3 separate regions of the Mus musculus genome follow, and all the other regions are linked to region 3. Evidence: chromatin loops called from intact Hi-C (ENCODE). Cell type or tissue: heart. All regions are shown on one strand.

What was found. Peaks named below come from ENCODE experiments on the same cell type or tissue, not always from the same donor. Only the 100,000 strongest peaks of a DNase experiment are listed, where the experiment ranks them.
Region 1: a loop joins it to region 3, with 6 times the contacts of the local background. A loop is called at or near these places in 11 of 42 quality-filtered maps.
Region 2: a loop joins it to region 3, with 1.9 times the contacts of the local background. A loop is called at or near these places in 4 of 42 quality-filtered maps.

Annotation. Positions count from the first base shown.
Region 1 is chr15:76,536,910-76,539,409 of GRCm38, reverse strand. It overlaps Fbxl6 (F-box and leucine-rich repeat protein 6), which reads left to right and starts at 664. Exons shown (of 9, transcript NM_013909.2): 1 at 664-1,085; 2 at 1,335-1,493; 3 at 1,624-1,687; 4 at 1,990-2,121; 5 at 2,213-2,320; 6 at 2,404-2,500. The coding sequence starts at 694. Slc52a2 (solute carrier protein 52, member 2) reads right to left here and starts at 580. Exons shown (of 5, transcript NM_029643.4): 1 at 215-580; 2 at 1-27. In heart, CTCF peaks have their summits at 714 and 1,557 (motif pointing right); DNase peaks (open chromatin) are centred at 579, 1,499 and 2,449; H3K4me3 peaks cover 2,298 bases; H3K27ac peaks cover 1,804 bases.
Region 2 is chr15:76,606,513-76,609,012 of GRCm38, reverse strand. Cpsf1 (cleavage and polyadenylation specific factor 1) reads left to right here and starts at 1,422. Exons shown (of 37, transcript NM_053193.2): 1 at 1,422-1,678. The coding sequence starts at 1,535. In heart, a CTCF peak has its summit at 1,317 (motif pointing right); a DNase peak (open chromatin) is centred at 1,412; H3K4me3 peaks cover 1,287 bases; H3K27ac peaks cover 943 bases.
Region 3 is chr15:76,416,237-76,418,736 of GRCm38, reverse strand. All of the region lies in intron 12 of Mroh1 (maestro heat-like repeat family member 1), which reads right to left. Among named protein-coding and RNA genes, the nearest start is that of Mir6954, 16 kb to the left of the region's middle. In heart, a CTCF peak has its summit at 1,489 (motif pointing left); a DNase peak (open chromatin) is centred at 1,486.

The sequences.
Region 1 (2,500 bases), 120 kb before region 3:
CGTAGATCCAAAGCTTCTCTAACTATTCTAGAGAAAAAAAGAGTCAAGCTTTTTCACCTGGACGGAGACAAAAAACAAACCAAAACAAACCAAAACAAAACAAACAAACAAACAAAAAAACATGCGAGTGGGCAGAGTCAGGGTCTGAGGTGGCCAGATTGCAAAACCAAGGCACCTGGAGGGAGGCGGCGGATAGATCAGGAGCTGCACCTACCATGGAGCCTGCACCGGGACCCTTCTGTACAAGACTGGCAAGCGGGGGAGCGAGAAGCTGGCTTAAAGCATGGTTCCGGGGAGGAAGATGAGCGAAAGAGCCAGTCCTTGATGCTTGCGGAGGACCAAGTCTTGGCGCGGCTAAACCAGACTGGATGACAGCTAACTTCAGGCAGCCGGCGTGGATCGGCAAGAGGTGTGGCTGGCTGACTTGATTCGATTCTGGGCTCCTCGGCTGAGTGCGGTGCATCAGGGGCGTGGGGCCGGAGCAGCCCGCCCAGCCCCGGGAGCACGCCACTTAGCCCGGAAGGCAGCCAAACCCCAGCCAAAGGGTTGTAGTAAGACGCCGGCTAATGCGCTAGACTGCGGCGGAAGTCCCACCCCCGGAAGCTAAGTGTAGTGTAAAGGAGTGAGCTAAGGGGCCACGCCCCTTCCTCTCTGCCCACCCACCTTCCGCTTTTAGTTCAGCTCCCGGGGGCTATGGCTCCCGTGGCCTCTAGGCGAGTTAGACGTCGAGTTCGAAGCTCCAAGCGGCCCGATGCGCGGGGCCGCTCGGCGGAGGACTGGTGGTGGGACCGCCTGGCACCTCGCGGCTCTGGGTACCACCTGCTGCAAGCGGACAGCATGTTGCTCGTGCTGCCGGACCTGGAGCCTCCCCGCGCTCGTGCGCACCGGCGCGCCCGTCGCCGCGCTCCGAGGTCACTGGCTCGTGGCCCCACGGCTGTCGCCAAGCCCAGGACCAAACCCCGACCGGAGCCGTCGCTCGATCAGGGCCTGGACTCTGGTTGGGGAGACCGTATTCCCTTAGAAGTCCTGGTGCATATTTTCGGGTTGTTGGTTGCGGCTCATGGGCCCATGCCGTTTCTTGGCAGGTACACCAACAGCGCCTGCCGCGGTAGAGACTGGCGCACTGAGCGGGTGCTGCAGAGCAGAGGGCAGAGCAGGCATCACATCGGGCGAACACAAGTGCTCCGGCACCTGTCTTCACTTAGAGCTCAAAGCCTAGCACTGAGAACGGGCGACGGCAGGCTTTAAGACCGCTGCGCTGCTCCTAAAACACTCCATTGTAGGCATTACCCGCAAAAGGCCACGCACTCTCAGCAAACTTTTTCTTCTCCTAGGGCTGCACGCGTTTGCCGTCACTGGCACGAAGCCACCTCCCATCCTTCACTCTGGCATACTGTGACCCTGTCACCCTCGCTGGTTGGCCGGGCTGGCAAGGGCAACCTTAAGGGAGAGAAGAAGCTCCTTGCTTGCCTGGAGTGGCTCGTACCCAATCGGTGAGGGCTCCTTGTCATCTTACTGTCTGTTGTCTTCCCTGCATCCGCGTTGAGTAGGGGAGGATTCTGTCCAGAAGGGGGCAGCGTAAGGACAAGAGCACAACTACAGCCGGGCCTTGCTGTCGCCCAGGTTCTCTCAGCTCCAGAGCTTGACCCTCATCCACTGGAAGTCTCAAGTACACTCTGTGTTGGAGGTAAGAGCTGGAGACTGCCCTGCACACAAGCTGTCACGTTTGAGTGGTCTACTATGGGGAGGGTGCCCTGGTGGTGTACCACAGAGTTGTCTGCCTGCCTGCTCAGTTTCGTCTTGCTGACATCTTAGGAAATTGCTGGAGGAGACAGCAATTTCCATGTAGGCCTGGCGTGGACAGAATGGAGTCATAGCTGGGACTATAGGATAGGCTTGTCATGACTACCAGTGTCCCTGTAGATAGACCTTTACCTGCCCTCCACAACCCTGGATGGTCTCTCTCTCTCTCTCTATCTCTTGCTACAGCTGGTTAGCAAGTTCTGCCCTCGGCTCACCTTCCTCAAGCTTTCAGACTGCCACACTGTGACTGCTGAAACTCTGGTCATGTTAGCGAGAGCCTGCTGCCAGCTCCACAGCCTGGACCTACATCATTCCATGGTGAGTCCTTTGCCGTGGGTGGGTGGGGGACCCTGAAATCGCCTGGGCCCTTGTGACATGCATGAGCTGCACCTTTGGGCTGGATCCCCAGGTGGAGTCCACAGCTGTGGTGAGCTTCTTGGAGGAGGCCGGGTCCCGAATGCGTAAACTGTGGCTGACCTACAGTTCCCAGACGACGGCCATCTTGGGCGCACTGCTGGTAGGCTGGGGATGGTCAGGAAAAGGGCTCAGTGGGGACCAGCCCAGGCCTTTGACCTAGCAGTGTTTATCCCACCATTCCAGGACAACTGCTGCCCACAGCTCCAAGTCCTCCAGGTCAGCACTGGCATGAACTGCAACAACACACCCCTGCAGCTGCCTGTGGAAGCCCTGCAGAAAG
Region 2 (2,500 bases), 190 kb before region 3:
GACTGGTGAGACATTACTCAGCAGTTAAGAGCACTGGCTGCTCTTCTGAAGATCGTGCATTCAAATCCCAGCGACCAGGTGGTGGCTCACAACCATCCGTAATGAGGTCTGACTCCATCTTCTGGTGCGTCTGAAGACAGCTACAGAGTACTTACATATAATAATAAGTAAATCTCTGGGGCTGGAGTAAGCAGAGGTTCTGGGTTCAATTCCCAGCAACCACATGATGGTTCACAACTATCTGTACAGCTATAGTGTATCATATACATAAAATAAATATTTAAAAAATTATGTATATATGTGCCAGCATGTCTGGGCAGCTTTCGTCCCAGGGCTTGGGAGGTAGACTCTGAATTCGAGGCTAGTTGGGTCTACAGAGTTTCAGGACAGCCAGGGCTATGTAGTTGAGACCTCATCTCAAAAATCAAGAAAAAGAAAAAAAAATAATTTCTTTTGCTTGCTTGTTTTTGTTTTTTGTTTTTGTTTTTGTTTTTTTTTAAGAAAAGTTTTCTCTGTATAACCATGGCTGTCCTGGAACTCACTTTGTAGACCAGGCTGGCCTCAAACTCAGAAATCTGCCTGCCTCTGCCTCTGCCTCCCAAGTGTTGGGATTAAAGGCTTACACCACCACTGCCCAGCCAACAAAATACTTTTTAAAAGAGATCTTTTTTTTTAAATTTTATTTTATTTTTATTAGGTATTTTCCTCGTTTACATTTTCAATGCTATCCCAAAAGTCCGCCATACCCACCCCCCCAATCCACTACCCACCCACTCTCCCGTTTTGGCCCTGGGGTTCCCCTGTACTGGGGCATATAAAGTTTGCAAGTCCAATGGGCCTCTCTTTGCAGTGATGGCCAACTAGGCCACCTTTTGATACATATGCAGCTAGAGTCAATTAAAAAGAGATCTTTAGTGTGATACAGGGGTGATCTACCACATCACCTCATCTACAGAGTGGGGTGGCGATATTGCATGTTTCTGTATCCTTTTCCAAGCCTATATACCCTTGTTTTATTTTCTGGGATTTAGCTAATGAGGCAAGTCTTGAAGGGTACAGAACAGAAGGAAGCAGAGGTCCAGCACCCTCCAGCTCTGTGACGAGGCTCATCAGTCCTTTTTTTTTTTCTTTCTTTCTTTCTTGTTTTTTTTTTTCGAGACGGGGTTTCTCTGTGTAGCCCTGGCTGTCCTGGAACTCACTCTGTAGACCAGGCTGGCCTTGAACTCAGAAATATGCCTGCCTCTCTCAAGTGCTGGGATAAAAGGCATGTGCCACCACGCTTGCTCGTCAGTTCTTATCAAGCTAGGCCACTAGGGGCCGCTCTTCGCTCGCAGCCACGGCGCGCAGGCGCAGATGCGAAGCGGCCCGGAACCCTGCTTCTCAACCACCTGGTCCTCTTAGAAGGCGGTCCGGGCAGGAAGCGCAGGCGCAGTACTTCGGAACCCGGTGGCTGGGTTGGCGCGCGCGGCCGGACCGAGTCCGCTGCCGTCCCTGTCCCCCGAGTCGGCGGCTCCGGCGTGACAGTGGCGGCGACATGTACGCGGTGTACAAGCAGGCGCACCCGCCCACCGGGCTGGAGTTTACCATGTACTGCAACTTCTTCAACAACAGTGAGCGCAACCTCGTGGTGGCCGGCACCTCGCAGCTCTATGTGTACCGCCTGAACCGCGACGCCGAGGTAGGCCGTGTCGAGGCAGTGCCGCAGTCATTCGGCAGGTTCCCCAGTGCAGGAGCTGAGGTTTGCCAAGGGTCTTTGGGCCCCAGAGCCAGTTCATCGCTGCCTCGTTGTTTGGCCTCATCCTACCCTGCCCGGACACCTCTGCCCGCGGTCTACTGCTTGTTCTTTGGAGATCGATTTTCAGGAGATTGTTGCACACCTTCCACGAGCTTAGCAGCAAAGACAAGCCAGTGAACCCTTGAGGGCGATGATTCTTTAGGAAGTCAATACTGCCACACACAGACGGCCACAGTGTCTCTCTAGGAGTAAGACCCAATGAAGGAGACTGGGTGTTTCTGTACAAAACAACCAGAGCTCTTTCTGAGATTGAGCAGATTTGTTGTGGAAGAACGTTTCTTCCTAAAGGAGCAAGGCTGGATGTTTCTCGGGGACAGACTATTGTCAGTAGATGTAGTAATGTGGAATGAATTCATCAGTACATTGATAACGGGGGTGTTTTGGTTGCTAGAGAGACAGCAAGCGGTTCAGGAAGCCCTCCCCCCCTCCCCCCAAAAAAAAGGCAATTTCCGTGGCTCTTTAATCCCAGTTCGATCCATTAATCCCAGGTGGAAGCAGACAGATTTCTGGGTGTTCCAGTTTAAACTATTTCCAAGCCATCTAGGGCTACATAGTGAACCTCTTGTCTAAAAACAAAGCAAAAAAGCCAAGAAGGCAGATGCTTTTTTTAAAAAATTAGACTTATTCATATTCATTTGTGTTTGCTTGTATATATGTATGTACACCATATGCATTCTTGGTGTCCATGGAGGTCAGCATTATGGA
Region 3 (2,500 bases):
CACACATAATAAATAATCTTTTTTTTTTTTTAAAGGAAAGAAAATAGGGAAGAAAAATGAGGGCACTGGGCACAATACAAGTAATAACTGCTCGTGACAATGTAGAGGCAGTTTGGTAAGAATGCCATCCCAGCCAGGTGGTGGCACACACCTTTAATCCCAGAACTCAGGAGGCAGAGGCAGGCAGACCTCTGAATTCAAGGCCAGCCTGGTGTACTAAGAGAGCACCAGGATAACTAGAGCTATGCAGAGAAACTCTGTCACAAAAAACAAACAGCCCCACCCTAAGATACTCCATGGCCTAGGCCCTACCTCCTCTGGAGCCACCACAACAAAGCCTGTTAAGGATCTTGACAGTAATATCATAAAATACAAGCCGGGCGTGGTGGCACACGCCTTTAATCCCAGCACTCGGGAGGCAGATGAAGGCGGATTTCTGAGTTTGAGGCCAGCCTGGTCTACAAAGTGAGTTCCAGGACAACCAGGGCTATGTAGAGAGACCCAATTTCAAAACAAAACAAAACAACCAAAAAAGAAAACAAAACAAGGGCTGGAGAAATGGCTCAGTGGTTAAGAGCACTGACTACTCTTCCAAAGGTCCTGAGTTCAAATCCCAACAATCACATGATGGCTCACAATCATCTGTACAGCTACAGTGTACTCATATACATAAAATAAATAAATAAATCTTTTAAAAAAGTAGTCAGACTCTGAAAGGTGGACACCACAGTTAAAAACAAACAAACAAACAAATCGATGGACAGTCTCTAGAAAGAGAGTCAAATAGAAATATTATTTACATATAAAGACATACATGGTTACATGTAAACATCTTGAAGATAAAGTTCTGGAGAGAGTATTCAGGGGTTAAGAGCACTGCTGCACTTTCAAAGGACCTGGGTTTGATTCTTAGTACCCGTATGTCAGCTCACAACCATCTGTAAGTCTAGTTCCAGAGTATCAGACACACTCTCCTGGCTCCCTGGGCACCAGATAAGCACACACCACACAGAAACACAAGCACACAAAACACCCACAAAAAATAATTAAAAAACCAAAAAGGAAAATCTTCAAAGTAGGCACAGTGGATAATGTATGCCTCTGATCCCAGCATGCACTCGGGAGGCAGATCTCTATGAGTTCAAGGTCAGCCTGCTATACTTAGTGAATTTCAGGTCAGCCAAAATTACCTAGTGAGACCCCTGTCTCAAAAACACAAAAGCAAAAACAAAAAACAACCTAAGCACAGCTAGTCTCTGGAATCTTAGGGCTGAAGACACAAAGGTGTGACTCATAAAGCAAGAAATTTAAAATTCACCTGTGTCCTGGCTGAGACTTTCATTCAAGTTCATCTTTAGATTCCTGGGGTTTCGGGTTTCTCCGGGAGCAACAGAAGGTCAGCTTTGTGAATTACTCTCCTGCTCCTAGCTTACAGGTTTTCCTGTCCACAGGAGAAGGGATACAAACCTGAGATCAGAGCGCCACCTAGTGTTAGAGGCTCAGACAGCACCAGGCACAGATCAAACTAGACTCCAGGAAAAGAAAGTCTGTGTGCTCTACCCTTGCCCTTCTCGGCGGCGGGGGGTGGGGATGGGGGGGGTGGGTGACTTGGGCAACCTTGGGAAAGGTGGTTTGTTTGGTAGCCTGGAACACATAACAGCTAAGCAGCGGCTTGCTGCAAAAGGAGTTACTCTGTCTAGTCTTCACTAGGTATCTTGGAAGAACAGAATGCATTCACCTGGTGGTGTTAAGACAAAGGCACACCTACAACCTGAAACTCTGCTCCTAGATACGCGTCCATCAAAGTGTGCACAGGGACAACAGAAAGAGAAGCAGTCTTCATTAGGGTCAGAAACTGGAAGAACCCACGTGCCTTGCTAACAAATGAGCACCTTGGAGATTAGCTTACTATACATTTCACAAAAAAATAAGTCAGATACAAAACGTTCCACAGTGTGCAATTTCTCACTCCTTATACAACATGCAAAACAGTCACACATTCTTGTGCACGAAGCTGCCCTTGCTGACCTGGCAACGGCCCCTGAGCACTGTCATCTGTTCTTTGTTCTTCATCCAGGTGGAAATAATGGGCTGTGTTATCACTTACTGAAAACAACAGCTACTATCTGTAGTATTCCTGTAGGTGAGCTGTACTTCAAATATTTAAGAGCATCTTAACTCTGTACTGATGAAGGTGAGAAGTTCTCTAAGGTAATCTACAGAAAGAAACAAAGCACACTATGGACTGTCTCCAGTAGAGAAAATTCTGTTTCTTGTATGCAGACATTTCCATATGACATGCCCAGAGAAAGAACATAGAGGAAAGAATGAAAATATAGGTAAACACAGAGTGCCTTCTGAAGTACACTTCGATAAAAAAACATCATTTTACTGTAATGAAGTCAATAAGAGCATCACACGGCTGGATGCAGGCATCCAGTCAAATGCTGCCTGTGGTGGCACTCACCTTCAATCCCAACATTTAGGAGGCAGAGGCAGG